Regions from separate parts of the Homo sapiens genome. Here region 2 is linked to region 1. Evidence: read pairs that join two places in POLR2A ChIA-PET (ENCODE). Cell type or tissue: Panc1. All regions are shown on one strand. Links, peaks and the distances in the headings refer to the core of each region. The heading gives the core; the rest is flanking DNA.

The links. Peaks named below come from ENCODE experiments on the same cell type or tissue, not always from the same donor. Only the 100,000 strongest peaks of a DNase experiment are listed, where the experiment ranks them.
Region 2: POLR2A ChIA-PET joins it to region 1 with 5 read pairs; 3 of 35 experiments call an interaction of 5 or more read pairs at or near these places.

The regions. Positions count from the first base shown.
Region 1 is chr6:10,731,638-10,737,556 of GRCh38, forward strand. No RefSeq gene overlaps it. Among named protein-coding and RNA genes, the nearest start is that of TMEM14C, 12 kb to the left of the region's middle. In Panc1, for the core only: no CTCF peak of the experiment used is centred there; a DNase peak (open chromatin) is centred at 3,394; H3K4me3 peaks cover 730 bases; H3K27ac peaks cover 2,500 bases.
Region 2 is chr6:10,940,362-10,946,280 of GRCh38, forward strand. SYCP2L (synaptonemal complex protein 2 like) reads left to right here. Exons shown (of 30, transcript NM_001040274.3): 22 at 2,098-2,168; 23 at 2,316-2,385. The region is part of intron 2 of LOC101928191 (a long non-coding RNA gene); the gene reads right to left. Among named protein-coding and RNA genes, the nearest start is that of SYCP2L, 56 kb to the left of the region's middle. In Panc1, for the core only: no CTCF peak of the experiment used is centred there; no DNase peak of the experiment used is centred there.

The DNA.
Region 1 (5,919 bases), core at 2,121-4,620:
TTTTTTTTTTTTGAAACGGAGTTTCGCTCTTGTTGCCCAGGCAACCTCTGCCTCCCGGGTTCAAGCCATTCTCCTGCCTCAGCCTCCCAAGTACCTGGAATTACAGGCATGCGCCACCATGCCCGGCTAATTTTGTATTTTTAGTAGAGACGAGGTTTTCCATGTTGGTCAACCTGATCTCAAACTCCCGACCTCAGGTGATCCGACTGCCTCAGCCTCCCAAAGTGCTGGGATTACAGGTGTGAGCCACCATGCCCGGCAGCCACTGAGGATTTCTAAAGTTAGGACTGTGGGCTGGGCACGGTGGCTCACGCCTGTAATCCCCACACTTTGGGAAGCCGAGGCAGGCGGGTCACAAGGTCAGGAGTTCGACACCAGCATGGCCAATGTGCTAAAACCCCATCTCTACTAAAAATACAAAAATTAGCCAGGTGTGGTGGCGGGCGCCTGTAGTCCCAGCTACCAGAGAGGCTGAGGCAGGAGAATCACTTCAACCCGGGAGGCAGAGGTTGCAGTGAGCCAAGACCGCGCCACTGCACTCCAGCCTGGGCGATGAGACTCTATCTCAAAAAAAAAAAAAAAAAAAAAATTAGGATTGTGTAGCAAAATTAAAAGGTGATTTTTTTGTTGTAATTAGTTCATACATAAATGTGAAACTAGAAAACCCATCTAGAGCTTGAATCACCTAGTTTGGTGTCTTTGTTGGACACATTAACTGGATACTGGTACCGTTTCAACACGAAGAATTAACTCAATCTGGTAGCCCTTGCTTTAGTTTTCATTCCGTCTTTAAAAAGGAAAACATACCATGTTCTCTACCCTGTTACTGCTTCAGAGTTTAATTCAGGCACTTTATGTATTTGCATAAGCCCCTTGAAAGTGGTCCTAGTTTTCCATCCTTTTTTATAGGACACTGAACAACTAAGGGCACTTGTGTTGGAGTGATAGAGGCATCAGAAGGCCATAGACCATCCAAACCTACCATCCTCCCAGGCTTCCATAGCTAAGAGTTTGAATCATGTTGGCCCTTTCATGTGTCATGCAGTGTTGCCAAAGGGCACACATTTTTGCCACCTTCAGTCCTAGAGGAGGACCTGGCTCCTGAATGACAAGGTTCCCTGAAGGTGGGATTAGTTTAGGTGCCAAGTAGACTGTAACTATTTGGTCCCCAGCAATCAACCTGGAAAATTCTAAGGCTGCCCACAGATGAGAGGCAAGAGGTCTTCATAGCTCTTGCCAAGTCCCCTTGTCCCTGCTTCTCTGCAAAAATCCCTGAATATTTACTATCGTTAAGGGTTGTACTGGGTCCTGGTGGGTCCGGAATTGGTTCCTTCCAGTACACTCTTGGTGTTGCCAACTTCAAGAATGAAGCCTTAGACCCTCGAAGTAAGTGTTACAGTTCCTAAAAGATTGTGAGTCCGGAGTGTCTTTCTTCTGGTGGGTTCGTGGTCTCGCTGATTTCAGGAGTGAAGCTGCAGACCTTCGCTGTGAGTGTTAACAGCTTTTAAATGTGGCGCGACCAGAGTTCATTACTCCCTTGCGGTTTTGTAGTCTCCCTGACTTAAGGCGTGAAGCCGCAAACCTTCAGTGTTACAGCTCTTAAAGGTGGCGTGCCCAGAGTTGTTCTTTCCTCCCAGTGGGTTCGCTGACTTCAGGAGTGAAGCCAGACCTTCGCACGGAGTGTTACAACTCTTAAAAGCGGCACGTCTGGAATTGTTTGTTCCTCCCCATGGGTGCGTGGTCTTGCTGATTTCAGGAGTAAAACCACAGACTTCTACGGTGAGTGTTACAGCTCATAAACATAGAGCAGACACAAAAACTGAGCATCAGCAAGATTATAAAGATCAAACTACCCACAGGAGGGAAGAGTACCCAAGCTGCTGTTGGCTCCGGTTGCCAGGTTTTATTCCCTAATTTGGCCCTGCCCACATGCTGCTGATTGGTCCATTTTTACAGAGTGCTGATCCGGCGTTTACAAACCTTTAGCTAGACACAGAGTGCTGATTGGTGCGTTTTTACAGAGTGCTGATTGGTGTGTTTACAAACCTTTAGGCACAGAGCACTGATTGGGTGTTTACAATGCTTTAGCTAGACAAAAAAGTTCTCCAAGTCCCCACCAGACCTGGAGAGCAGCCGGCTTCACCTCTCACTAGCAGTGCAAAGAACAAGCCATGGTGCTTGCCCTTCTGGAGTCTAGTGGAGGAGATGGACATCTAAACAAAGGCAGTATAGAAATAAGTGTATAATGGAGGTAGATCCATATTACTGTGGGGGCACAAGGAGGGGAGTGGGCATTTCTGTTAGGGAGTCAAGGTAGGCTTCACAAAGGAACCAATAGTTAAACTGAGTCTTGTCAGTTGATTCACGAGTCAGTTGACGTGCACTCCTTTTGTGAGTTGTCTATGAGGAATTCACAGACAAGGACAGGGCAAATGTCTCAGGTAGAGGGAGCAATATATACTGTGCCTCAAAGGCATGAAACTAGGTATTACAACTGGGTTCAACCCTTTCCTTAGAGATCTAATTCTTTTTAATGGCTTTTAAGTTGTATAGATGTTTACTACTTAGTTTACCATTCTCCTACTCATAGAAATATGTCTTATTTAATACCTCTGATAGCCGGGCGCGGTGGCTCATGCCTGTAATCCCAGCACTTTGGGAGGCCGAGGTGGGTGGATCACGAGGTCAAGAGATCGAGACCGTCCTGGCCAATATGGTGAAACCCCATCTCTACTAAAAATACAAAAATCAGCTGGGTGTGGTGGCGTGCACCTGTAGTCCCAGCTACTCAGGAGGCTGAGGCAGGAGAATCACTTGAACCCAGGAGGCGGAGGTTGCAGTGAGAGGAGATTGCGCCACTGCACTCCAGCCTGCTGACAGAGCAAGACTCCATCTCAAAACAAACAAACAAACAAAAAGAAAACCGGCCGGGCACAGTGTCTCATGCCTGTAATCCCAGCACTTTGGGAGGCCGAGGAGGGCAGATCACAAGGTTAAGAGATCAAGATCATCCTGGCTAATATGGTGAAATCCCATCTCTACTAAAAATACAAAGAATTAGCCGGGTGTGGTTGCACGCCCCTGTAGTCCCAGCTACTTGGGAGGCTGAGGCAGGAGAATCGTTTGAACCCTGGAGGCGGAGATTGCAGTGAGCCGAGATCGCACTGCACTCCAGCCTGGGAGACAGAGTGAGACTCCGTGTCAAAAAAAAAAAAAAAAAACAGATGGTTTACCAAGGAATATCTTTGGAAATCCCCGTGAACATGTGCAAAGGAATCTGTAGGTTACATTCCTAAACGCTGTGTCAGAGCATCTCAGCAGTTCAAGTTGTGATTGCCCTCAGAAGAAAATGCACCAATTTACCCTACTTCCAGTGGTGGCTAACTTTGTGGAATTGGACTTTTTAAAAATCTTTGACACATGAAGCTAGGAGTCTGCAAACTTTTTCTGTAAAGGGCCAGATATGAATATTTTAGGCTTCGCAGGCCATCTTTGTCCCAGCTGCTCATCTCTGCCTTTGTAGGATGAAAGCAGCCATAGCCAATAAGTAAATAAGCAAGGGTGACTGTTCCAATAAAACTGTACTTATGGGCCTTGAAATCTGGATTTCATATGATTTCTACATATTACAAAATAGTAATCTTATTTTTATTTTCTTCAACCATTTAAAAATGCAAAACCGTTCTTAGCTTGCTGTCTGCACAAAAACAGGCAATGGACTAGAATTAGCTCACTGACCATAGTCATGCCACCCCCGATCTACCCAAAAAATGTTATCTAATGGTTTCAGTGATTTAGTTATGAATTATTACATCTTTCATACATTTATTGACCAGTTATATTTTTTCTGTGAGCAGTCTTTCATCCCTTTTGTCCATGTTTTTGGTTTTTTTGTTTTTTAATTGAAAACATTGGATAGTCTGAGACTTTCTATGTAGTATAAAAATGTGTTCCCTATCATATGTATTGAAAATATTTTCCTCTCACTTGTTATTTGTGTCTCGATTTTGTTTATGTGTTTTTTTTGCCGTTGTACAGAAAGTAAACATTTATGAAATCAAATTTATTATATTTTCTTTATGGCTTTCAGATTGAAACCACTATTGCAATTTTTTTTTTTTTTTGAGACGGAGTCTTGCTCTGATGCCCAGGCAGGAGTGCAGTGGTGCCATCTCGGCTCACTGCAACCTCCGCCTCCCAGGTTCAAGCAATTCTTCTGCCTCAGCCTCCTGTGTAGCTGGGACTACAGGCACGTGTCACCACGCCTGGCTAATTTTTTGTATTTTTAGTAGAGATGGGGTTTCACCGTGTTAGCCAGGATGGTCTCGATCTCCTGACCTTGTGATCCGCCCCCCTCGGCCTCCCAAAGTGCTGAGATTACAGGTGCGAGCCACCCCGCCTGGCCAGCATTGCAAAATTATAACTGAGACAGTGAAAGAGATCTGACCTAACCAACGCCATCTTGCTTCTACCGTCCAAGCTGTCCTTGTTCATTCTGGTGTGGGCTGAACTAACTGTGGGAAGAACTTAGTTTATAGTTTATTTATTCAATTTTTTCTGAGTTGGAGTCTTGCTCCATTGCCCAGGCTGGAGTGCAGTGGCACGATCTCAGCTCACTGCAACCTCTGTGTCCTGGGTTCAAGGGATTCGCCTGCTTCAGCCTCCCAAGTAGCTGGGATTACAGGCGCATGCCACCATGCCTGGTTAATTTTGTATTTTTAATAAAGACGGGGGTTTCACCATGTTGGCCAGGCTTGTCTTGAACTCTTGACTTCAAGTGGTCCACTCGCCTCGGCCTCCCAAAGCGATGGGATTACAGGCGTGAGCCACCATACCTGGCCTGAAATTATCTTATTTTCTTCCAATGCTTTTATAGTTTTATCTTTTAGGTTTCTATTTTTAAAATTTATTAATTAACAAATAATTGTCCATATTATGGGGTACAATGTGATGTGATGTTTTAATCTCTGTATGTATTATAGAAAGATTCAATCAAGCTAAGCTGTCATATTACCAAATTACCATTTCTTGTGTGGTGAGAGCACTTCTATTTTTAATGCTACTTTAGAATTTATTTTTGTGTGTGATGGTGCAAATTAGGGATCTGATTATTTTCTCCAAAATATAGCCATTACCTTAATATTATTTATTGAAAAATGTTAATTCCTCATTGCTTTGGAATGCCACTTTTACCATGTGCTGAATTTCTGTATTTGGAATTGATTCTGGGTTTTCTAGCCTCTTCCAGGGATTTCTTTATTTTCTGTCCCAGTGCCAAATTGTATTAATTACTGTAGCTTTGTACCATATGCTGATATTTAGTCGGACAAGTCTGTCGTTGCTTTTCAGATTTTTCCTGACACAGTAACTTTACAAGCTAAATCTGGAATTAGCCTTTCTGCTTGTTTGTTTTTTTATTTTTTTTCCTTTTTTGTTAGAATTAGCCTTTTAATTTTTAAATTTTACTTGGGATTTTATTATGACACATTGATAGATAATGAAGGAGATTGAAAGCTTTAAAATATTTCCTCTTATCCAGGAACATTGTATGTTCCTTCATTTAATTCAGGTGTTTTGTTTGTTTGTTTGTTTGTTTTGAGACAGAGTCTTTGTCTGTTGCCCAGGCTGGAGTGCAGTGGCGTGATCTTGGCTCACTGCAACCTCCGCCTCCTGGGTTCAAGTGATTCTCCTCCCTCAGCCTCCCAAGTAGCTGGGATTACAGGCGTGCACCACCACAGCTAGCTAACTTTTGTATTTTTAGTAGAGACGGGGTTTCACCATGTTGGCCAGGCTGGTCTTAAACTCCCAACCTCAGGTGATCCACCTGCCTCAGCCTCCCAAAGTGCTGCGATTACAGGTGTGAGCCACTGCACCCAGACTTTTTTTTTTTTTTTTGAGACAGTGTCTCGCTCTGTCGCC
Region 2 (5,919 bases), core at 1,594-4,093, 210 kb after region 1:
AGAGAGATCTGCACTCCCATGTTTATTGCAGCATTATTCACAATAGCCAGGATATGGAATCAGCCTAAGCACTGGTCAGTGGATGAATGAATATAGAAAATGTGGTATATATTAATAATGGAATACTATTCAGCCTCAAAAAAGAAGGAAATCAGGCCATATGCAACAACATGGATAAACCTGGAGGACATTATAGTAAGTGAAATAAGCTAGTCACTAAAGGACAAATACTATATAATCTCACATATATACGGAATGTAAAAAAGTCAAACTCATAGAAACAGAGAATGGAACAGTGGTTGCCAGGTGCTAGGAGGTGGGGGGAAAGAGGAGATGGTCCTCGAAGGATATAAACTTTCAGGCATAACATGAACAAGTTCTGGGGATGTAATATACAGCACAGGTAGTGATGGATGTGTTCATCGATTTGAAAGTGATAATCATTACACCGTATATATGTATATCAAATCATCAAAAAAGAGTAAGAGGCAATAAGGGAGGGGTTTCTAAGGGAGAGAAGAATCACAAGATTGAGGTGGAAGAATCCCTGCCCGTGTTATTTGAGGCCAGATGGGCAGCTCCTTAAGGTGCCGATCTAGTTGAAGTAACTGGCTGTTAATCTTAACTACAGATGTACAAACCTAATAAGAATTCATCTTTGACAAACCTGACAAAAACAAGAAATGGGGAAAGGATTCCCTATTTAATAAGTGGTGCTGGGAAAATCGTCTAGCCGTATGTAGAAAGCTGAAACTGGATCCCTTCCTTACACCTTAAACAAACATTAATTCAAGATGGATTAAAGACTTAAATGTTAGACTTAAAACCATAAAAACCCTAGAAGAAAACCTCAGCAATACCATTCAGGACACAGGCATGGGCAAGGACTTCGTGTCTAAAACACCAAAAGCAATGGCAACAAAAGCCAAAATTGACAAATGGGATCTAATTAAACTAAAGAGCTTCTGCACAGCAAAAGAAACCACCATCAGAGTGAACAGGCAACCTACAGAATGGGAGAAAATTTTTGCCATCTACTCATCTGACAAAGGGCTAATATCCAGAATCTACAAAGAACTCAAACAAATTTACAAGAAAAAAACAACCCCATCCAAAAGTGGGCAAAGGATATGAACAGACACTTCTCAAAAGAAGACATTTATGCAGCCAACAGACACATGAAAAAATGCTCACCATCACTGGCCATCAGAGAAATGCAAATCAAAACCGCAATGAGATACCATCTCACACCAGTTAGAATGGCGATCATTAAAAAGTCAGGAAACAACAGATGCTGGAGAGGATGTGGAGAAATAGGCACACTTTTCTTTTACACTGTTGGTGGGAGTGTAAACTAGTTCAACCATTGTGGAAGTCAGTGTGGTGATTCCTCAGGGATCTAGAACTAGAAATACCATTTGACCCAGCCATCCCATTACTGGGTATATACCCAAAGGATTATAAAACATGCTGCTATAAAGACACATGCACAGGTATATTTATTGTGGCACTATTCACAATAGCAAAGACTTGGAACCAACCCAAATGTCCAACAACGATAGACTGGATTAAGAAAATGTGGCACATATACACCATGGAATACTATGCAGCCATAAAAAATGATGATTTCATGTCCTTTGTAGGGACATGGATGAAGCTGGAAACCATCATTCTCAGCAAACTCGCAAGGATGAAAAACACCACATGTTCTCACTCATAGGTGGGAATTGAACAATGAGAACACATGGACACAGGAAAGGGAACATCACACACTGGGGCCTGTTGTGGGGTGGGGGGAGGGGGGAGGGATAGCATTAAGAGATATATCTAATGTTAAATGACGAGTTAATGGGTGCAGCACACCAACATGGCACATGTATACATACGTAACCTGCACGTTGTGCACATGTACCCTAAAACTTAAAAGTATAATAAAAAAGAATTCGTGTCCCGAAAGACACAGTCAGTAGATTTTTGTTTCACTTAGAACTGTGTTCCTTTTTTTTGATGATGAGATTTAATATCTAGAATGATAGTGAATTCTTATTGCTTTGTTACTTGGCGTGTATTCACTTGAAACTTCTCTCTAATGCTCAGAGCTTCAAGATCCTCACTCACTGAGTGAGCTCTCTTCCTTGAAGCACTCAGAAGATGAAGAAAAACCTAAGGTACTATTTAATTGTTGGTTATTCATCTGATTTTCCAGAATTAATATCATATTTGCATAACACATTGGCTATTCCTTCTGACGAGTACACCACTTGTTTCTTGCTTTGCCATAAAGGACGTAATTTGTGGTCTGTTTTGTTTTTAAGATTGTGAACCAAGAATCACTAACAGAAAGTACTAGCTTGAAACATAAGCTGAGAAACTTGGAAGACAAAGGTAAGAGAATAGTACTTTTTTTTTTTTTTTTGCAGAATAAAATGAAATTAATCTGATTTTGGCAGACTGGGCTGTTACTCAGATTGCAGATCAAGTCACTTTGCACAGTGACTATTGCCAGGCCGTGGAGGGAGCAGTGTGAGCTGCTTACTAGTTCTAAATGTTCATGAAGGTTAGGAGGAAAAATGGGGGGCTCCATTCAGGAACCAGGACCTCTTGTGCCAAGGAAGGTATAGCCTGGGACCTGAATCCCACCAGCCAGTCACACCTTCTCTCCAGCCTCAGAGGAGGGCACAGTGGCGGTACTTTGCTAAGGGTCTCATCCAGAGCTGATTTCATTCTCAAGCATGTAGGTCACTTGTGGTTTATAAGAAATGTTCTAAAACATTGTGTGGTCAAATTATTAAAACTTCTGAGTTCATTTACTCATGTTAACAGTGGTATGAAGATTTCCAGTCTGGTTCACAATGTTGTATCTAATATAATGTAATGAGTTAATATAATACTTTTCTACTGTTTATGATGTTTCTTGACTGCATTTTTTTCTCTACTTTTAAAATTACGTATCGAAAGGATTCAACTAGTTATAAATATGTGTAGGATATTTAGAATATTAATGCAACAAATATCTGCAAACCACCATCCTGTTTTAGGAATATAACATTACTATTGCTTTCAAAATCCTGGTATGCTTTACCTGAAACCCATCCCACCCCCTCCCCTTAATTTTATGTCTGAGTCTCTGCTTTTTTGTTCATTCGTGCGTTGTGAGAAATACCATACATTCAGAAGAGATAGATGTGTACAGTTTAAAGAATGACTATAAAGTGAACATCTGTGTAACCACAGCTCAAACTGGGAACTAGAAAATTGCCATTGGCTTAGAATCCTTCCATACCAGATTATTACTTATTAATTTCTTTCATCCCTCATAGAGGTAATGACTTATGACTTTTGTAAACATCCTTCAGTTACTTCTTTTTATAATTTTGCTTTCTCCATATGTATCCCTAAATAATATACAGTTTAGTTTTATCTGATTCTAAATGTAAACAAATGACATTATACTGTATACATTATATGTGGCTTCTTTTGCTCAATCATTTGTGAGATCCATTCATGCTAATGTGTGTAATTGAGGTATATTTCTTTACTATTTAGCATGCAGTTACATGAAAATACCATATTTAAAAATCCATTCCAGTGCTGTGGGATATTTGGATTTTTGCAATTTGGGTTGTTAGAAATAATGCCACTATGAAGAATCATGAACTCTCTCCTGATACACAGGTTAAAAATCTTGTCTAGGCACATTTTTAGGAGTATAATTGCTGGGTTATAAAATATGTATACCTTTAACAATTTTACATATGCCAAACTTTCTCAAAGTGACTGTATCTTTTACTTTTCCACCAGCCGTATATGAGAGTCCTGTTGCTTTACATCCTCACCAACACTTGGTATTTTAAATTTCTGATATATGTGTGTGTGGACACTGAAGTTTTAATTCAAATATCCCTGATTGAAATTTAGCATAATTTTGTGTGTTTATTAGCCATTTGAATTTCCTCTTGTGTAGTGTCTAACACGTCTTGCCTAGTTGTCTATAGAATTATCTTCTTATATTGATTCCTAGGAATTCTTCGTAATACATTCTGGACACTTGTCCTTGATTATGTGGCTTGTAAATATCTTCTTCCACTGTGTGGTCTGTACTTCTCTCTCTGTATAATCTGTTTAAGATTGCTTTTTTTGATAAATCAAAGCTTTTAATTTTAATAAATTCTCTTTCATCTTTCCTCTGTGGTTAGTCATATGAAATTCTTACCTACCAAAAAGATATTATATATTATTTCCTATGTTACTACATTTAATGCTATCCATTTCTCTCTAAGTACTGCTTTAGGTGAATCCCACACATTATAATATATATTTGTCATTATTTACTTTAAAATATTATTTTTTATTTTTTAATTTTTTTATTTTGAGACAGAGTCTCACTCTGTCACCCAGGCTGGAGTGTAGTGGCGTGATCTTGGCTCACTGCAACCTCTGTCTCCCAGGTTCAAGCGATTCTCCTGCCTCAGCCTCCCAAGTAGCTGGGATTACAGGCATGTGCCACCATACCCAGCTAATTTTGCATTTTTAGTAGCAACGGGGTTTCGCCATGTTGGCCAGGCTGGTCTTGAACTCCTGACCTCAGGTGATCTGCCTGCCTCGGCCTCCCAAAGTGCTGGGATTACAGGCATGAGCCACCGTGCCCGGCCTAAAATATTTTTTATTTTGATTTCTTCATTGATCCAAATGTTGGTTAGAAGTATATTTGTTAATTCTCAGTGGTATAGGAGCTTTTAGCTATCTTTTTGTTATGGTTTTCTACTTTGATTGCATTGTGACTAGAGAACATAGTCTGTATGATTATACCTTTTGAAATTTTGAGATGTACGTTATGGCTTAGTATATGCCAATTTTTAAAAATATTAATTTGTGGTTAAAAGAGTATATTTCACAATCATTGGGTGCAGTGTCTCTATATATGTATATTCATTAGGTTACTTTTCTTAACTATGTCCTTCAAATCTTACATTCTTACTGTTTTTTAATCAGTCTACTTATTCTATCAAGTGCTGAGAGAAGTGTATTAAAAACTTTCGCTATGATTGTGGATTTGCTGGTTTTTTCTTCTGGTTCTGTTCAATTTTTGCTCCCTATAAATCTTTTTTCTAAATAATAAGTCTTTAGGCCAGGCGTGGTGGCTCACACCTGTAATCCCAGCACTTTGGGAGGCCAAGGTGGGTGGATCACCTGCGGTCAGGAGTTCAAGACCAGCCTGACCAACATGGGGAAACACTGTCTCTACTAAAAATACAAAAATTAACCAGGTGTGATGGTGCATGCCTGTAATCCCAGCTACTTGGGAGGCTGAGGCAAGAGAATCACTTAAACCCAGGAGGCGGAGGTTGCGGTGAGCCAAGATCGTGCCATGGCACTCCAGCCTGGGTAACAGAGTGAGACTCCATCTTAAAAAAAAAAAAAAAAAAAAAAAAAGAGTAAGTCTTTAGATAAAAGTAAAATATTTACCTTATTGTATATTTGCCTTATGGCATATTAAAACTCTTATCATTATGAAGTGATGACCCCTGTATCTAGTCATGTTTTTGTCTTGAAGTCTGTTTATTTCGTTTAGAATTTGCATGGTATAATTTCTAAAAGTCTTTTCATGACTGACATATGTGTATGTGTTTCATAATGTTATATATATAACTTGTAAACAGCCTGTATTTGGACTTCCTTGCCCCTCATTTCATAGTATGTCTTTTAACTGGAGTATTTAGTCCATTTACATTTCATGTACTTTCCCCCATATTTGGATTATATCTACCAATTTGTTTTGTGCTTTCTGTGTGCCCCAACCATTCTGTTTTCTTTCTCTCATTCTTTTCATTTTGCATAAGTATTTTTATTGTATTTTTTACCTCTACTCATTTGTAGTTATATACTCTATTTCTTTTTTCATTTACTGATTAACTTAGA